2 separate regions of the Homo sapiens genome follow, and region 1 is linked to region 2. Evidence: read pairs that join two places in POLR2A ChIA-PET (ENCODE). Cell type or tissue: MCF 10A. All regions are shown on one strand. Each heading gives the region's core, and the rest is flanking DNA. Links, peaks and the distances in the headings are about the cores only.

Region 1 (4,383 bases), core at 168-4,167, 55 kb before region 2:
TTCAGCCGCCTCAGCCTCCCAAAGTGCTGCTATTACAGGCATGAGCCACTGCGCTCAGCCATACAGGAATTTTATGGGGACATAATTCAGCCCATAACACCATGTGTTAGGTGCCAGAGAGAAAATATTCCCCAACTAATGTGAATTACAGGGAAATAAATGATCAGAGCCCAGGTCCTAAACACAAGGATGGGGGTTTGTGTGAGGTGCTTAGGGACCAGGATGCGGTAACCTGGTGGGAGGCGAGGTTGGCAGTACCATCTCATTCTTGAGTTACCTGATTCCTTAGTCCTGCTGCCTTGATTGCGGTGTCTTAAGAGTAAGAGGCACTGCCAGGATCTTGGGAAAAGGATGCCAAGATCTATTAGCAAAGGCTCCCGTGGGCATGGGAGCCAGCAGTGGTGGTAACTTCCTTCTGTATCTGCTGACTCAGGGAGGAGAGAGTGCAGAAGAGGTGACCTTGGAGCTGGGTGTTGAAGGATATGCAGGAGTTTATCAAGAGGAGTGAGGGAAGAGAGGTCCAGGCAGGAGCAACAGCATGAGCCAAGTCGAAACAGAAGCGTCTAGTGTCTAGAGATGACAGAGAAAAGTGGCAAACAGAGCCGGAAAGGGGCTTGGAGGCAAGTTTGTGGGGAGTTCCACGTGGTGGGTGATGAGGTTTTGGCCTCCGTTTCCCGAATGATGGGCAGCACTGAGGGTTGGGAGTTGGGGGTGAGCTGGTAAGAAGTCTGCTCTCAGTCCCTTCGGCCGCTTCATAGAAATGGAACCAGGCAGGAGGCCACTGCAACAGTCCAGCTTGAGAGAAAGGGAGAGGCAGCACAGAGCATGAGCTGCCTGATTTCCTGGGCTTGAGCTCTTGGCGTGTGGGGCTTTCCCCTCTCATCCTGCAAGGTTGCCCGTTGCCTCTGACACGCCCTGTGGCATCAGGCAAGTCACTCTTTCTGAGCTTCAGTTTTCACAGTTCCTAAAGGAGGAACTATCTTGGGTGGTGCTGAGGTACCTTCTTCCTCTAACCTTCCAGAAGTGCTCTGGTTCTGCCCTTAGGGCCCTGCTGTCCCGAGGGGCTGTCAGCCACAGCTGGAAGGATGAGAAAAATCCAGGCAAGGTTAGAGTAGACACACAGCATTGGGGCCCAGGTTGCGCATTCTACTCGGCTCTTACTTGCTGTGTAACCAAGTGAGACTGACAGATAAGCTTTGGAACCTCCCTGAGCCTCAGTTTCTTCAACTGTGAAGTGGAGACAATAATAGACCTACCTCTCAGGGTTTTAATACTTGGCACATAGTAAGTGCTCAATAAAATGAGTACTGAGGCCAGGCATGGTGGCTCACGCCTGTAATCCCAGCACTTTGGGATGCCAAGGTGGGGTGATCACTTGAGGTCAGGAATTTGAGACCAGCCCGGCCAGCATGGTGAAACCCCGTCTCTACTAAAAATACAAAAAATTAGCCTGGCGTGGTAGTGAGCGCCTGTAATCCCAGCTACTCAAGAGGCTGAGGCAGGAAAATCGCTTGAGCCCAGGAGGTGGAGGTTGCGGTGAGCGAGATCGTGCCACTGCAAGCCTAGGCGATAGAGTGAGACTCTGTCTCCAAAAAAAAAAAAAAACAAAACAAAAAAAGGAAAAAGAAAATGAAAGATTGCGTTAGCTATGCTGACTCCACAGTCTCGAAAGGCTGAGTCAGAGGAGCCACCAAGGCTGCTGCCTACAGAGCCTCAGCACCTTCCATTCCTGCTGGACTTGAGTGCTGAGGGCAGGCAAGAGCGCTGGGCAGGGAATCAGCCGCCAGAGTTCTAGTTGGTTCCTGCTCTTTGACCTTGACCAAGGCTCTGCAGGCATTCCTCTGGCTCTGTGTATCCTCACTGCATTCCAGGATCAGCCATGGAGGTCCTGATGAGTGCCAGCATTGTACACTGCCAGGTGGCATCGTCAGAGGTGTTTGAACCAGAGCGATTCCATCTTGAATAGGGGCTAGGCAAAATGAGGCTGAGACCTGCTGGGCTGCATTCCCAGGAGGTTAGGCATTCTTAGTCACAGGATGAGACAGGAGATCGGCATAAGATACAGGTCACAAAGACCTTGCTGATAAAACAGCATGCAGTAAAGAAACCAGCCAAAACCCGCCAAAACCAAGATGGTGACAAAAGTGACCTTTGGTCATCCTCACTGCTCATTATGCGCTGATTATAATACCTTAGCTGCTAACAGACACTCCCACCAGCGTATGACCGTTCACAAATGCCACAGCAATATGCAGAAGTTACCCTGTATGGTCTAAAAAAGGGAGAAACCCTCAGTTCTGGGAAATCCCCACTTCTTTCCCAAAAAACTCATGAATAATCCACCCCTTGTTTAGCATATAATCAAGAAATAAGGCTGGGCGCGGTGGCTCACGCCTATGATCCCAGCACTTTGAGAGGCTGAGGTGGGCGGATCTCCTGGGGTCGAGAAACCCCATCTCTAATAAAAATACAAAATTAGCCGGGCATGGTGGTGCATGCCTGTAATCCCAGCTACTTGGGAAGCTGAGGCAGGAGAATCGCTTGAACCCAGGAGGCGGAGGTTGTGGTGAGCCAAGATCGCACCATTGCACTCCAGCCTGGGCAACAAGAATGAAACTCCGTCTCAAAAAAAAAAGAAAAAAAAAATCAAGAAATAGCTCTTAAGTTTACTCAGTTGAGCAGCCCATGCTGCTGCCCTGCCTGTGTAGTAGCCATTCTTTGATTCCTTTCCTTTCTTAATAACTTGCTTTCATTTTATGGACTTGCCCTGAATTCTTTCTTGCATGGGCTCCAAGGATCGAGACCTCTTTCCAGTAACGGCACAAGCATGGCAGTATAGACGTCACGCACTCCACCCCAGCTCCAGATGGAGAACTGGCTTCCACTTCTGTGCAGGGAGTAAAGCCAGACAGTGGTTCCAGTTCAGTTCTACTGAGTTGTGACTTCATCTCCTTGCCCTGCAGTTTCCTTATCTGTAAAGCTGACATAAAGATATTCCTTATCTCATGGTACGGTTTAGAACTAAATGAAATAATGTGCATAAACTCTTCTCCCTGGCAGGCCAGCTCTCTCCTCTGCAATGTCCAGGGATCCTAGAGCCCATTAGAAACTCAAGATGGTGAGGCCGGCCCCTCCCACAGCTGGTCCCCAGAAGGTCAAGTGCCAGCCACGGCCGCTGGGTACTGGCGACAGGAAGGGTTGGCCCAAAGTGGCTGGCGGAGCTTAATCTGGGGCGGCCCAGGGAGCCTCCTGGCTGGTGGAGGGACAGAGCACCATCATCCGGGCTGGCCTCCGCCCTTAGCTCACCCTACTCTTTGATGTGCAGATGGTGGTGGGGGATGGGGGGCCTTCCTGGCCCCAGGCCTGCCTGCTTCTCACAAGGGGGAAGAGGGCCAAGGGTGATAATAAAACCCAGCTCTCCTTATGCGTCAGGCCATTTGCTAAGTACATGTATCTCCTTCAATCCACACACCAGCCCAACAGCTCTGACACTGCCTCGTTGTGCAGATGAGACCTAGGCTTGGGCATGTGGGTCCCTTGTCTAAGAAACTGAAACCAGACCTGCTGGACTCCATGATTCCAGCCTGCGGAGCTGGCTGTGGGTGTCTGTTGGAGGTGACTCCTAAGGACCCCTGTGGCTGTTCCCGCCTTCTCCCCCTCCTCTCAGCCTTGGATGTTCAACTGGGCCTTGCGGGGCAGAGGCTGAGGGGAGCCTGCCACAGTGGGGCTCCATTTGTCAAGAAATGCTCACCAGGGCCAATGTGTGCGTGGAGCTGCGCTGGTCCCAGGCCTTCTCAGAGTTGGCCCTGACCATCTTCTGCCCCAGGCGATGTGGAGGGCACAGCCCCCACTTTATGAGCCTGGCAAAGCTGTCCCCACCCCATGGTTTGCCTGCTCCTCAGCCCAGCCCATCCCTGTGTGCTGCTCTAGAAAACAACCTCTTTATGCATTGGTACCCACACCCCACTCCACCCTTCCACCACGGAAGACGGTGGGGCGTGCCCTTGGCCAGTGAAGGGTGGCACCAGGTATGGGACCCTGTGCTTGCTGCCTTCACTGCACAGACCTGTCCCGCATTGTCCCAGGTATCCCAGGTGTTCCCGTGGAGCAGGAAGAGGGGCACGGCCAGCACCCTGCACCCTTGCCTCATGTTAAGGAGGGTGCTTCCTGGAGAGCACTCCCTGCGCTCTGCCAGGGCCCCTCTCACCACTCACTGCGGGAGCACTGGGTCCACAGCTCCCCACCACCCAGCAGCTCCAGCTGCCATCAGAATAGGAATAAAAGGAGCCCTGCAAACCACCCAGCTAGCTCAGTCAATAGAGCATGAAAAGGAGCCCGGAGTCCTGCAGGCAGACATGGAGGCACAGGCGCAGGGCACCTGCA
Region 2 (4,383 bases), core at 105-4,104:
AGCAGGTGGGCCTGCTCAATGCAGTCCCTAACCCTTGGGAGCATCCATGTGAGAGGTAAAGGTGCAAATGACTTGGGCATGTTGACTCCCTACTGAGGAAGGCAGGGCCCCTCACATCTGCAGTGGCCGTATGCATCAGAGAACGGCATGACTGCACATGTGAGAACTGGGTGCACCCGAGCAGTGTCAATAGGAATCCCTTCCCTATTCCATGCCAAACAGTCTTCCCCAGACACAAAGTTTCCAGGTCCTGAGGCTTGACTCTTCTAAGGCTCAAAATGGGTTCTGTTTCCAGACGTGCTTGCCTTGCTTGTCTTTGCTTGTCTTAAGGACTCTATTTCAGGCCAATACTTGATCCTCAGACAAACTGGGACAGGTTGGGAACTTTGATGTTGAGATCGCCAATGTTGATGTTCCGAGGAATCTCTGGCAGGTTGATGTTTTTCACAGCAGACACAGCCCGCGCAGGGGCTGCTGAAAGGCCACCCTAAGAAGAAATGAGAGGCGAGTATGAGACAAATTCTCACTGTTATCTGCTTAATGCTAAAAAAAAAAAAAAAAAAAAAGCAAAAACAAAAACAAACAAGCAGGATGGGTGTGGTGGCTCACGCCTGTAATCCCAGCACTTTGGGAGGCCGAGGTGGGTGGATCACCTGAGGTCAGGAGTTCGAGATAGGCCTGGCCAACATGGTGAAACCCCATCTCTACCAAAAATACAAAAATTGGCCAGGAGTGGTGGCGGGCCCCTGTAGTCCCAGCTACTAGGGAGGCTGAGGCAGGAAAATCGCTTGAACTCAGAAGGCGGAGGTTGCGGTGAGCTGAGATCACGCCACTGCACTCCAACCTGGGCAACAGAGTGAGACTCTGTCTCAAACAAACAAACAAACAAAATAACAGGTGAAGGATGCCTAGAAAAATTCCAAACTGAGCACACACAACTGAAGTTTTAACTTTCCCCCCTTATTCCTCAAAAGTAGCCAACAAAACAATCTTGAGGTTAGATGGGGTTTGGCACAGGGATCCAAAGCCTGCAGTCCTACTAGACTACCAGCTCCTCAGAGGCGGAGTGTGGCCTATACAGTTTCACAGCCCCAGCCTCTCACAGTACCTGGCACATGGTGGGTACCCAATAAATGCTGAAATAATCTAAGGTGATTTGTCAGGGGCACTTTTCTGGTTACAAAACAAAACAAAACCCTTTCCTCAAGAGACCAAAGACTCTTATTGAAACGTGCAAAGTCACCGGGAAGTTCTTAAAAGGAAAAGGACAGTCACAGCTCTAGGGCAACTGCTTGCCAACTAATAATGTGAGATGAAAAGAGCTGGCTTTGGAAGTGTCATGTGGCAACAAGCTGGGAGAAGGTGGGGGGTATCACAGATAAAGAAGAGCTGGTGACAAAACGCAAAGAGTATGCACATCTACAGTGAACCCCCACCTGGCAGGCTCACCCCCACGTGGAGGGAACGGCAAAAGTGGATGAAAACTCTCTCACAATCATTTTTCCCCTATTGCCTTCTTTCCGGATACCAACTCTGCTTCTGCCCTCACCCAGCAAGTCTCCATTTCTTCTCATTTCCAACCCCCTTGCCTCTGACTCACTTACTATTCCTGGAATCTTCCCAGCCTACATTTCTAAAAGAACTATAGCTGCCACCAATAGCTGTGGTCTGGAAAAGCTTCTTCCACAGGACTGCCAGTCCTCACAGAAAGAAGAATTCCTGGTTTCGCAAGATCAAGTTCCGTATACAAGGCAAAGAAGCTCTTTAAGACACTCAGATAATTAAAGAGGTAATTTGTTCTGCTATTTCTGCATGTGAAAGTATACGTCTGTAACCTCTGTGCTCTGGGAAGGCTGAGGAAGGGGACGGCGAGACCTCAGAGGGATAGGACAGAATTTATGTGAACATCTCTATCAAGCCCAGCACCATGTGGGGGTGGACTGGGGTATGTTATTTTCAAGCCTAGCCCAAACTCTACTGTAGTTTTTTATAAAGCTAACTGGAAATAAGGAAATTGGCAACTCTGAGGTCTGAAAGACACCACGAGAAATGGCTGCTGGGAGATCAGACTCTTAGAGCACACAAACTAGGAAACCACACTGGACTAGGGAAGAGGGTTCTGGGTCCCTCCAGGGAACGAGTGGCTTTCAAAGGAGGAATTACAAACCACAAACATGGGCCATAACCCCCAAGCCAGAAGCTGTTTGCCTTCCTCTGCCATCTGGCTTTTCTATTTGCTCTTCTACCCTGAAAATCTGAGATTTCAAACTTGTTACCTGTTTAATTTTCAGGGCTGGCTGACCTTCAAATCCATGAGTTTCAATGGACTCAAGGAAGAAAGAAGATGAGTATCATTTCCCGAGGTTTCACAGCAACACAAACCAACACATGTACACACTCCTGCCTCTGCCCAGGTTTTCTCTACCCAGCCAGGGCTAGAGCACAGCTGCTTACTCACCTCGGATTTCTCCAGCCTGTTTTGAGCCTCAATCTGAGCCACGATTTCATTCATGTTTGTTTCCAACACCATCCCACCCATCACCACCTCCTGGAGGATGTAGTGCACCTAAAAGGGAAGCAAAAATCAGGAGTCAGAATACTCTGTGGTGGTCAGAGTGTAACCCACGAGGTTTCCTTTTCCTGCAGCAGCAGAGTGGTCAGATATGACCTGTCCTGACTCACAACTCAGACACTCAAACCCCCCTGCCCAGTGACACAACGAGGGGTCTCTCCCAGGTCTTGGCACATGGCAACACGAATCTCTCCCCTCAGCAGCGAGGTGGTAGCTATGAGCACAGGCTTCAAAGTCTGACAGCTCTTGTTTAAATTCTGGCTCTGCTACTTGCTAGCTGGGTGGCCCTGGGCAAATGACCTTTAAAGTGCTTCAGCCTCCTTCCAGGATTGCAGTGAGGACTGGATGAGATAAATGTGTGTAAAGCACCTAGCCTGGTGCCCAGGACACACTGGGTTCTAAGTAAGGAATGGTGGCTTTCATTATTAATATTACCATCATCAACACTGACTGTCATTAAGTAGGTCCAGCTATGACAGAATAATCCCTGTCCAAGCAACTGAAATGAATGTCTTCCACCTTCTATAAGGCAGATCCTCCAGCCTGTGCTCCACTGAAGGGACGTGATCAGAGCAAGATAGAGCCCAATTCCTTTGCACCTCTCCTCACCTCATTTCTTACTGCTTAGATTAGAAAGCAGATTCAGCATAAACACCTTTCTAAGCATAAGGGTCACATTTGGGCTTAGGTTCCATCTAGCTAGCAGTCATCTAAACAAAGCTGAATCTCAGTGTACCTAACTGCTGTGATGGGACGGAGGTGACTCAACTACTGTACCCCTTTGTGGTAGGAAAGCTGTCACAGAAAGCCCTGGGTGGGTCAAAGCAGAGATGCCCACTGTGGTTCATAAGGAATGGTACTCCATATTTCAAACCAAATCACATCAAATGGCCCTCAAGGTGCTTTCGGTCAAGTTGGGAAGACAGCAAGTACAACCTTCTATTGTTAACTAAGTGCCAAATGACTGGGATAGTCCTGGGGAAGTCAGAGAAGAAAGGGTACAGTGGCTAGAGAGATCAGAGAGCTTCACAGAGACAGTGGGAGGATGGAAGCTGGGCTCTGACATTAGAGAGGTAGGGGAAAGAATTTCAGGTAGAAGATGTTGGAAGGAGCAATTCAGCTGGTGTATGGGCAGGTATGGGGAGCTCCTGGGTCTGGCTGGGATGGCAACTTTCTTTATGCAGGAGAGAGGCTAAGACAAGGCTGAGAAGGTAATTTGGGTCTGGAGCAGGGCTTCTCAGCCTAGGTACTAGTGACATCTGGGACCAGATAATCCTCTGCTGTGGGGCTGTCCTGTCACTGTGGCCTGTTCTCTAGCATCCCTGGTCTCTACTCCTCCAGCTTGACAATCAAAAATGTCTCCAGAATTGTCATATGTGTTCCAGGGGGCAAATTCACCCCAGCTGAGAACCACTGGTCCAGAGTCTAGAGTCAACCACCAGTTTACTCTGTCAGCAATGCAGAGTCAAGAAGAAAGATGTGTCTGCATATCTGGGCACTGTGCACTTCTGACATCTGAAGTTCTCTGGCATTGGCTCCCTGTATTTTGCCCTCAGTAAGTGCAGGGAACTTCTGATCTTGAGGACAGAGTATAATAAATCAAATGTATTCCCTTGCGTGTGTGCCCACATTGAGCTTTATTAACCACTGTTCTGTCTACACACACGCACACACACACTCTCACGAGGTGTTCTTACATTTTATACAATATGAATTATTCATTAGCTATATGCAAATGAAGATTTAATGGTAAAAGTCTCATATTTAGATAATTTACAAAATGTTAAACAAGACTGGTTTTAAAATTATTC

The links. ChIA-PET counts read pairs that join two places held together with the same protein. Peaks named below come from ENCODE experiments on the same cell type or tissue, not always from the same donor. Only the 100,000 strongest peaks of a DNase experiment are listed, where the experiment ranks them.
Region 1: POLR2A ChIA-PET joins it to region 2 with 14 read pairs; 7 of 35 experiments call an interaction of 5 or more read pairs at or near these places.

Annotation. Positions count from the first base shown.
Region 1 is chr15:89,780,364-89,784,746 of GRCh38, forward strand. No RefSeq gene overlaps it. Among named protein-coding and RNA genes, the nearest start is that of MESP2, 6.2 kb to the left of the region's middle. RefSeq lists enhancers at 1,575-1,634, 2,699-3,361, 3,362-4,023, 4,024-4,383. In MCF 10A, for the core only: no CTCF peak of the experiment used is centred there; a DNase peak (open chromatin) is centred at 1,678.
Region 2 is chr15:89,835,157-89,839,539 of GRCh38, forward strand. It overlaps ARPIN-AP3S2 (ARPIN-AP3S2 readthrough), which reads right to left. Exons shown (of 10, transcript NM_001199058.2): 9 at 2,459-2,566; 10 at 1-487. The coding sequence ends at 359. It overlaps AP3S2 (adaptor related protein complex 3 subunit sigma 2), which reads right to left. Exons shown (of 6, transcript NM_005829.5): 5 at 2,459-2,566; 6 at 1-487. The coding sequence ends at 359. It overlaps LOC124903552 (a long non-coding RNA gene), which reads left to right and starts at 753. Exons shown (of 2, transcript XR_007064754.1): 1 at 753-1,789; 2 at 2,292-4,188. RefSeq lists an enhancer at 1,689-2,888. In MCF 10A, for the core only: no CTCF peak of the experiment used is centred there; DNase peaks (open chromatin) are centred at 1,645 and 2,425.